Regions from separate parts of the Homo sapiens genome. Here region 1 is linked to region 2. A link is an interaction called in ENCODE POLR2A ChIA-PET data of the cell type or tissue named here. Cell type or tissue: OCI-LY7. All regions are shown on one strand. Each heading gives the region's core, and the rest is flanking DNA. Links, peaks and the distances in the headings are about the cores only.

Region 1 (2,500 bases), core at 1-2,500, 100 kb after region 2:
ACTGTCTGGAAAAAAAAAAAAAAAAAGAAAGAGAGTGAAAAACAGAATGGTTGTATAGGTACCTGAAGTACAGTGTCTAAGGAATGTATGTCGCTTTTGCACCACAGTAAGTTGAAAAATTCTTAAGTTGAATTACCGTAAGTCAGGGACTATGTTGAGAAAGAACATTTCTAACACCTGCTGCAGAAAGATCCATCAATACACACAATTAATTTTAATTTCTTTTCCTTCAAAGCCTTCCTCTTAGTCTCCTTTTTTTTTTTAAGACAGAGCTTCATTCTTGTTGCCCAGGCTGGAGTGCAATGGCGTGATCTCGGCTCACCGAAACCTCCTCCTCCCGGATTCAAGTGATTCTCCTGCCTCAGCCTCCCAAGTAGCTGGGATTACAGGCATGCACCACCACGCCCAGCTAATTTTGTATTTTTAGTAGAGACGGGGTTTCTCCGCGTTGGTCAGGCTGGTCTCGAACTCCCAACCTCAGGTGATCTGCCCACCTCAGCCTCCCAAAGTACTGGGATTACAGGCGTGAGCCACCGTGCCCGGCCAGTCTCTTATTACTCAATTCCTTCTCTCTAGGCCTTTCTCAAGTCTTCCTATTTTGAGTCATCAAAGCTCTAATGAAACCTCTCTCTAGTTCCCATACTCACCCGATCACGTCCACCCTTAGTCAGCGAGACATTGGCAACAGGGAAGGAGCAGAGTGAGGTGGTGGAGGAATCACAGTCGGTCCTAAATGAGATTGGAGGAGGATACTCTGCTAAGTTAGTCTTACTAGTCCATCCATACACCTTCTTTGCCCCCTAGGGCTCCCTCCTGCCCTCCTCCCTTCTCTCAGAACAGGCACCCTTCTCTCTGTTACAAAGATGGAGAACAAATGTGGCCAGGAGATTCAAGATACCAGGATTATTTCATTCTCTTCCTATGACTTCAATGTATGTCCTCTCATTACAACAGATGTTCTTAGATGGGAATCTAGAGATACTTAAATAGTTGCATACTTCAGTGTTTCTAAAGACTTAAGGAGCTTGATAAAAATGTAAATTCCAGGGCCAAGCAGCAGCGGCTCACGCCTGTAATCCCAGCACTTTTGGAGGCCGAGGAGGGCGGATCACCTGAGGTCAGGAGTTTAAGACCAGCCTGACCAACATGGAGACACCCCATCTCTACTAAAAATACAAAATTAGCGGGGCGTGGTGGCGCATGCCTGTAATCCCACCTACTCGGGACGCTGAGGCAGAAGAATCGCCTGAACCTGGGAGGCAGAGGTTGTGGTGAGCCAAGATCACGCCACTGCACTCCAGCCTGGGCAACAAGGGTGAAACTCCATCTCAAAAAAAAAAAAAAGGAAATTCCAGGGTCCCACCCCAAGAGATTCTGATTTGGTAGCTCTGGTCTGGGTCCTAGTTTGAGAAAACGCCTCCAAAAGGATCTACAGATGGTTATTAAGAAGCTCATGAACCCCTCCAATTGTAGGCAAATTTGCATGTGGGGGTGTGGGTGCAGCATATGCCTGGGCATGCATATACGTTTTTTTTTTTTTTTTTTTTTTGAGACGGAGTCTTGCTCTGTCGCCCAGGCTGGAGTGCAGTGGCACGATCTCGGCTCACTGCAAGCTCCGCTTCCCAGGTTCACGCCATTTCTCCTGCCTCAGCCTCTCAAGTAGCTGGGACAACAGGCGCCTGCCACCACGCCCGGCTAATTTTTTTATTTTTAGTAGAGACAGGGTTTCACGGTGTTAGCCAGGATAGTCTCAATCTCCTGACCTTGTGATCCGCCTGCCTCGGCCTCCCAAAGTGCTGGGATTACAGGTGTGAGCCACCGCGCCCGGCCGTATATATGTTTTTATGGCAGGAAGGGCCATAAGATCCATTTCCTAAAAGTTTAAGAAGCTCTGCTTTAGAAACTATAGCTCTGGACCAGGGACTTAAGGGAAAAAATGACTTTAAACCATTGATTATAACGCCCTTCTCTGCATCTGTTGATAGGTCCTACAACCACTGTTAAGAAAAGAGAACTAGGCCGGGCGCAGTGGCTCATGCTTGTAATCCCAGCACTTTGGGAGGCCAAGGGGGTGGATCACGAGGTCAGGAGTTCGAGATCAGCCTGGCCAACATAGTGAAACCCCATCTCTACTAAAAATACAAAAAAAAATTAGCCAGGTGTGGTGGCAGGCACCTGTAATCCCAGTTACTTGGGAGGCTGAGGCAAGGCAGGAGAATGGCTTGAATCTGGAGGCAGAGGTTGCAGTGAGCTGAGATTGCGCCACTGCACTCCAGCCCAGGCAACAGCACGAGACTCTGTCTCAAAAAGAAAAAAAAAAAAAAGAAGAAGAAGAAGAGACCTTGGTGGGGCACAGTGGCTCACGTCTGTAATCCCAGCACTTTGGGAGGCCAAGGCGGATGGATCACCTGCATTCAGGAGTTCAAGACCAGCCTAGCCAACATGGTGAAACCCCATCTCCCCAGCACTTTGGGAGGCCAAGGCAGGTGGATCACAAGGT
Region 2 (7,047 bases), core at 4,299-6,798:
CCTTCCGTAGGGCCCTGGCCAGAAAGAGCAAGTGGGAAACAGAAAAGGCTTAGAGAACATTAAGACCTCCAGGTGAAGCCCCACACTGCAATTATGCCTTCTGGCCCATTCTTTTCTGGCATCCCCACCCTGCATCCACAACTTTCCTGGAGCTCTTGCTCTGATACTCCTACTCCCCACACTCACCAGCCTGGACTGTCCCTCTCAGCCCCTCCCATGGTAGACGCCTTACCTGGTATCCTTTGTGGCCACAAACACCACAGGATTGGGGGCATCAGCTGGGTTTAGTTTCTGACGCTTGGCTGCTGGCTGTGAGCTTGAACGAATCCCTGAAGCCAGAGGCCTTCCATTGGCAGAGAAAGGAACCCCTGCCCCTGCCATCTGGAAAAGGGGTAGGATGGCACAATGAGGGAAGGGACCCTCTCAGACTCCTATGAGAGACAAAAGCCCACCCAACTCAATCTGGCCCACCCCTTTCTGTCAACTCACAGTCTCATAGGCCCGTTTCACCATAATGCCCCCCAGTCCCCGGTTCTGGGACAGCTGGTTTCTGTTGATCGGTGTCTTGGTACCCCGAGGTGTTTTTGGTTTCAGGGGTGCCTGGGCCACTGGAAAAAAACAGAAAACTTTCGCACCTTTTCTTCCCACGCAGTTCCCCTTTGTTACTTCCATCTCTCTTCCCTGGACCAGCAGTTTACCTGGGCATCCCCAAAAGTAGCAATGGGGGAATGTTCTGGCAAGCTATCACTAGTATTTCAAATATCAGTATGACCTTATCAAATCAGTACAGTAATACTGAATAGTTTACAAAAAAAATTATTAAACAACAAAAGTACAGTTTGTTAGACTAAATCTCTGAGGACACTATGAGGAAGAAAAAAAGCAAGGGGAGAGATGTCAGACAGGGAAAGGACTGGGAGCCTGATGCCAACCTCACTGGTCCCCATCCCATACCCAGATCTTTGACGATAGTTGCCAGGGGCAGCCGCACCAGAGGGTGAATCTTCAATGGAGTCTTGGCGGCCTTAGGAAGTCGAATGGAGCCTGGAGAACAAAGAAGAAAGCTTCTGAAGGGCTTCACCATTCAGGTCTCCTCTAAGGCCAGAAGCCAACTCTAATCTTAAAAAAATTATCTGTGGCCTACTATCCCTCCTGTTATTAGACATCCAGAGAAACAACGGTCTCTGGGCAGAGCAATCCGAAACCCACCACCAGTCCCACCACTCCCTGCCCTTACACTCTGCTTTGATGGCATTGGCATTGATAGGAGCATAAGGCCGTCGGGCGGCCCTCCTTGGCTGTAATAGGTCCCTGCACATGCGTCTGGCAAGACGGGTCAGCTTTGTGGTCTGAAGCAGGAAAGTTTGTCTGTTCTTAGCCAGTAGCTTGGCCCTGTTGGCGCTGGTTGTGTAAGGAGAGAGACTTTGAGCTTCAGGTCTGGATAAATGACCCCTTGAGTGTGGCTCCTAGAAGAAGAGCATAGGAAAGAGAGAGAGCAGAAATCAGCACTGAGGCTCCCTTCTTTCTTCCATTCCCTGCAGGGGACAATTTATTCCTGTCTAATCTCTTTACTGACCTCTTGGCCTATGTGTCTCCCCAACCAGCATCAAGCACCCCGTCCATCAAACCATCACCATATAAAGAGTTGAATATTCTGGCCTTCACCTAAGCTCACCATCAATATGCTTACTGCTCTCCCCTGCTTTTCTTCCCACTGATCCTTACCGTGGTGCCCCGAGTGGCCCCCTCAAGCTGAGTTGGGGTCTTCAGTCCCCCATACTTCTTCCAGTAGATCCAACAGGAAGCACAGAGGCGGCACTGCATGTTAGGTGGGCCCCAGGCATACCACTGAGCAGACTGTGTGGCTGTAGAGTACGGAGAGGAGGGGGACAGGGAAGAAGCATACTACCTAAGCCCCTCAGATTCTTGAGCCACAGCAGGCCTTCCACCCATCCCCACCATCCCAGTGCCCCCGTAACTCACTGTGGCAACTCTCACAAGTCAGGCCCTTCTGAAATCCAGCCCCATTCATGCCAGGTTTTGAACCCACAGAAATGATCTGGTTAGGGTTTGGCTTAGTGCTAACGGGGAAGGCGAGGAGAAGGGAAAAAAACAAGAAACTGGTCAAGGAAAAGAATCAATTTCCACTCTCAGTGTGCCCCTACCTCCTGCCCACCCCCAATCACTGAGGAAGGCACAAGTTAGGGGAAGGGAAGGAAAACACTCTGGTCTCCCCTACCCACCACACTTACTAGGTGGGAATGTAGACCTGTTTCAGTTTGCTGTCTGCTTCAGCAGCTTTCAACCTTTTCTGTAAGAAGGTAAAAAGAAAGAGAAGGATCAGAGCCTCATAGCAGGGAGAATGTCATCAACTTCAAAGGCAGAGGTCAGCAGGTAGCCTATGGTCCACCCTCCCCAGCCCAGATAATACCTGCTGAATATACCGGTCTGTGGTTTTCCACATGTAATAAAACTGGACTATGCTGGCAAGTGACTTCCAGGGTAGCTAAGGGGGGCAGAGGGAGGAAGAATGAGCTGGCATCTGGCCCCAGGTCCTGGTTCCCTCACCTGTCATCTCTCCCACTTCTCCTCCTAGTGCCATCCACTTACAAAATCCTGGCGAATATCATTGAAGTCCTTCCCATACTTCTCTAGGGCCTCCTCAAATAGCATGGCCTCTGAGGCTGACCATTCCTCCATCTCATCCCGACACAGCACCGGGCCTCCCTGGGGTACCAGGGTCGACATGGCCTTAGCCAGGTCGTAGCCGTTCCTTTGCAAGGTATCCATGGCGTGAAACTATGGGGAAGATGGAGAGCAACTGAGGACCTGAAACTTTTGGCACCACTCCCTTCCTGCTCCTTAAAACACTCCCACTCCCGGCCGGGCGCGGTGGCTCACACCCATAATCCCAGCACTTTGGGAAGCGGAGGCGGGCAGATCACGAGGTCAGGAGATCGAGATCATCCTGGCTAAAACGGTGAAACCCCGTCTCTACTAAAAATACAAAAAATTAGCCAGGCGTGGTGGCGGGTGCCTGTAGTCCCAGCTATTCGGGAGGCTGAGGCAGGAGAGTGGTGTGAACCCGGGAGGCGGAGCTTGCAGTGAGCTGAGATTGCGCCACTGCACTCCAGCCTGGGCGACAGAGCAAGACTCCTCTCAAAACAAAACAAAACAAACAAAAAAAAAACACTCCCACTCCCTCAGAGATACCCTCCTCTTCTGTTCCCAGGCTCTGCAAGTCCCCAGAAAACCCAGCCTGCCCAACTACCCACCAACTTCTGCTCACCAGAGTGATATCTCGGGAGGCAGCAGCTGCACTCATGTGCAAGCTTGGCTGCCGAATGGAGCTGCTACAATCTAGGGCTCTTGCAAAGGTTCCCACAGCTCTAAGGGAGAAATTGAGAAGTCAAAAGCGAAAGAAAAGTCAAAAGCCCAAGTGGGCTGGGAAATTAAGCCAAAGGAGAAAGAAGGAAAACATCCATGGCAATGAAAGAAATAAAGTCCATCTCTAAGAACCATGGGACTCAGAACAATGTCCACACCTCCCCCAGCCCATCTTCCCTATCCACCCACCCCTCACCGGGCCACCACAAGAAACTGGTCGATCTGCCGGTCTGTGAGAGGGTTGTCTGGGTCCCAGACCTTCATCTCCATCTTCTGCTGGTTCCGATTATCAGATTCTCCTGGGGAAAAGAACAATGGCATCAACAGGGAGAGGGCAGGGGGGAACAGTTGGTGTCTTTTCATTCACAATAGCACCTCCTCCTTCTCTTCTTCTGCTTGGATTCTATCAACTCTCCGACTTCTCTTCCCAACTGTTCCCATTTTCCCTTTTCAGGTTCCTACAGGCCCATTCTGTCAGGGTCATGGCAGAGAGCCCTGCAGACAGTGCACTGCACAACCCCAGGTGACGCCATTCACAGAGACTATAATGTTAAAGTGCCCCTTGGAATTAGACAACCTGGTAGCCGTACAGTCTTGTCCTGTTGCTTACCCTCTACTAGGCGATCTGGGATCTCAGCTTGGTATTTGCAACCAACTCTAATCTCGCCCTGATCAGCGAGAAGTGTCTTCTGCACGGGGTCAAACACCAGTGAGTAAAAAAAGCAGTCCTGGAATTGGGGAGAGACAAGGTAAGCAAGGCAGCAATCCACATAGGCGGCGGGGAGGGAGGTGTATCTGAGTTTCCATGACCGGCAGTCTGGCAACCCTGTACCTCATCATTGTGCTCCTTTCCCCCTCTCTTTTGCGGGCAATACCCATTCCCCTCGCTCTTCTCTCAACATCTCTTTCTCACCTCCTTTTCCAGGTACTGGCTCAAGATATCTGTCTCATTCAAGAGGGTCACACTGCATTTCCCCCTATAGGAGAGAGATTGGAAAACCCCGGTGAGCCCCACTCTCCCTCCCCACAGCATCTCTCAATACCACCTCCTTCTCTCCATCTTCTACGTAAGTGCACGCAGGCTATGCTGGCCCCAGTTGTCCTGTACCGTATGTGGGTGGCTGGTAATGATTCAAATTGCCGAGAAAGAAAAAGTTCCCGGTGCTTCAGTTGATGGCGCTGCTGCTCAGACACCCCTGGCTGCTTTGATTCCTCTTCAAACTCCCCTGGGAGATTAAAGAGGAAGAAACCAAGTCAGAAATGGATCCAGCAAAACACCACCCTGGAAACTCTAACTCAGGGAAAATATTTCCTATCTTGGCTGTTTTTTTCTCACATTTCCCAGGCGTCTGCCTTCTATACCCTTATCCCACCAGCTTTCCTTCTTAGCTCTATGCCCCATCATAGATGCTCCCAACTCTATCAGTAATGCTTTTAGAGAAGAACTGCTGAGAGTACGAAGAATGCTCTAGAAATACATCGCTACCCAGCTGCCAGTACTCAGACACCAAAGTCCACAACGGGCCAGCAAGAACATCACACTTGTCTCTTGCTTGCTAAACCAGCCTGAGGTCCAGGAACTCAAGATGAAAAAATATCACACAAGACTGTGTTTACCAGTTCTTTTCAATTTCAGGAGACTCTTTGCTCTAAAACATCACATGCAGCCCTAACTATCCCTCATTTTCTACTTGGCTAATAATAGTTCCTGGGGTTTCCAAGGACAACACCTCTCAAGCCAGTGCCAACACCTTCCTCCCCAAGGAGCTGCAGCTTGCCCTGAAACCTAGCGGAAGGGGTTAACCTGGCTAGGCGCCAACCAAAGTGGGAGGGAGCAGAAGAACCTCAGCCCCAGGCTCATTGGTGTATTGTTCCCAACCTCAGGGAGAAGGGGGGGGTTGTGCAGTAGGCTCCACCCCTCGCTTGTGTGCTCCGGAAACCCTGTGCTGAGGCAAGGGGGACCACACCCCCAACACCCCTTCTGATTGGACAAGGCCAAGGTCAGCCCCTGCCAGATGGGGCTGGAAACCCTAAAGGGCCAAGGAACTTGGTAAGCTGGGCTCCTCTTTAACCCCTTCTCACCCAGAGCAGTCTGAAAAAGGAAAATAATTTAGAAAGGTGGAACAAAAGGAAGGAAAAAGAAAACCAAAGCAGGAAAGGAAAAAGAAGCTAAGGAAAATATGTTTTTTAAAAAAAGAAGATGAGACCTTAAAGAGAATGAAGATAGGGCAAAATGAAAAGGGAAAGATGTAAAATGGAGGGGGGCGGGCGGGGAAATGGGCGAGGTGAGAAATTAAAAAGCGCAAGAAAACTTCCAGCCATCTTCTAACTTCCAGGTACTCTCATCACCTTGTGATTACAAAATAAGCCTGCTTCTCTGTTACGCAGGCTTCTCAGTACAATGTCTTCCTCTTCACGTTGACCTTCAGTCATCACCTACTGTCTCAATGTACCCCAAACTGCCCCCCTTTAGAAAACCATTGTTTCTCTAAAGCTCGTCCTCATACTCTAAATGTTATCATCTCTCTCTTACTCTCATATACAAACCATATTATCGCTTTCCTTATCACAATCTCTCCACCCTGCTTCCAACCCCAACATGTAAAAACAGGCCTCCCTCCTCAGGCCAGGCATTTCCCACCCCCAAACTCACACCTCTGCCTTGGGCATGCTACCAGGGGAAATACCTGCAGGGACATGCCCAGGCCTCAGATCATGGGTAGGAGAAAAAGAAAGGGAGGAAGATACTCACTGGCATTACTATCAGCCAGGCTGTTGAGGCTACTAGAAATGTCCCTGCGCCGGAAAAGACAGACAACCTTTGCCTCCACATTTCCATTTGCAGTCTAAGGGGAGGAAAAAAACAAAAACAAAACAACGTAGCAGTGGAAATTGATCATCTGGGAACAGAAATGCACAAAGAGACAAATAACAGTAAGTTTCAGAGGGACCTAAATTAAAAAGCCCAAGAAAATATGAGTAAAGACTTACATTCAAGGATAGACTTCCAAATCCCTTTCCTTTGCCCCCAAGAGACAGAATAGTAAAGTTCCTGCTAACCTCTCAATAGCCTTTCCTGAATACATCCAATGAATGAATGAACGAATATGAATGGGTACTTAGTATAGGATCCTCTCTTCCACCAGAAGTTAGAAACCTCAGAAGAGACCACTGCGGGAGGGAGGGAGAGGGATTCTGCTCCACTCACCTTGTTGAGCTCCTCAATCCGTCTAACCAGGTAAGGATTGCTGGAAGAGTTCTCAAAATAGACGTAATCTGTAAGGGAAGGGAGGGGGGAGAACCACGAAGATCAGAGGAGATGGGAGACGCAGAGCACCAGGGTAGGAGAGAAAGTTGGCCTGAGTGGATCAAAAGGAGATAAGGATTCAGGTAGAAAGGGCGCTGAGATGTGAAAGTGGACAGACTAAGAGAAAATAAGGATGTCCCCCATCCCCACCGCACCTAGTTCTAAAATTAGATCCTTTACTCAAAAGAGAGCCTTAAGGAACAGGCAAGAAGCAGGGGTTCCCCTGCAGTCCCCACAACTCAGCGATGAGTTGCACCCCAGTCGCGGCGAAGTAATTGTCCGCTCTAGCGCAGGGCCCCTACCTTTTCGAATCGAGGCGCACAATAACGCCTGGGAAGAGGAAACCTCCGGGC

The links. ChIA-PET counts read pairs that join two places held together with the same protein. Peaks named below come from ENCODE experiments on the same cell type or tissue, not always from the same donor. Only the 100,000 strongest peaks of a DNase experiment are listed, where the experiment ranks them.
Region 1: POLR2A ChIA-PET joins it to region 2 with 12 read pairs; 28 of 35 experiments call an interaction of 5 or more read pairs at or near these places.

Annotation. Positions count from the first base shown.
Region 1 is chr11:62,701,821-62,704,320 of GRCh38, forward strand. It overlaps BSCL2 (BSCL2 lipid droplet biogenesis associated, seipin), which reads right to left. Exons shown (of 11, transcript NM_001122955.4): 3 at 648-729. HNRNPUL2-BSCL2 (HNRNPUL2-BSCL2 readthrough (NMD candidate)) reads right to left here. Exons shown (of 24, transcript NR_037946.1): 16 at 648-729. Among named protein-coding and RNA genes, the nearest start is that of BSCL2, 4.4 kb to the right of the region's middle. In OCI-LY7, for the core only: no CTCF peak of the experiment used is centred there; no DNase peak of the experiment used is centred there.
Region 2 is chr11:62,594,027-62,601,073 of GRCh38, forward strand. MTA2 (metastasis associated 1 family member 2) reads right to left here. Exons shown (of 18, transcript NM_004739.4): 2 at 6,596-6,663; 3 at 6,140-6,233; 4 at 4,496-4,613; 5 at 4,301-4,364; 6 at 3,998-4,115; 7 at 3,584-3,686; 8 at 3,290-3,389; 9 at 2,611-2,799; 10 at 2,432-2,506; 11 at 2,253-2,311; 12 at 1,984-2,081; 13 at 1,726-1,865; 14 at 1,238-1,466; 15 at 955-1,044; 3 more. Among named protein-coding and RNA genes, the nearest start is that of MTA2, 4.3 kb to the right of the region's middle. RefSeq lists enhancers at 4,977-5,116, 6,710-7,047, 6,855-6,904. In OCI-LY7, for the core only: no CTCF peak of the experiment used is centred there; a DNase peak (open chromatin) is centred at 5,335; H3K4me3 peaks cover 1,971 bases; H3K27ac peaks cover 2,160 bases.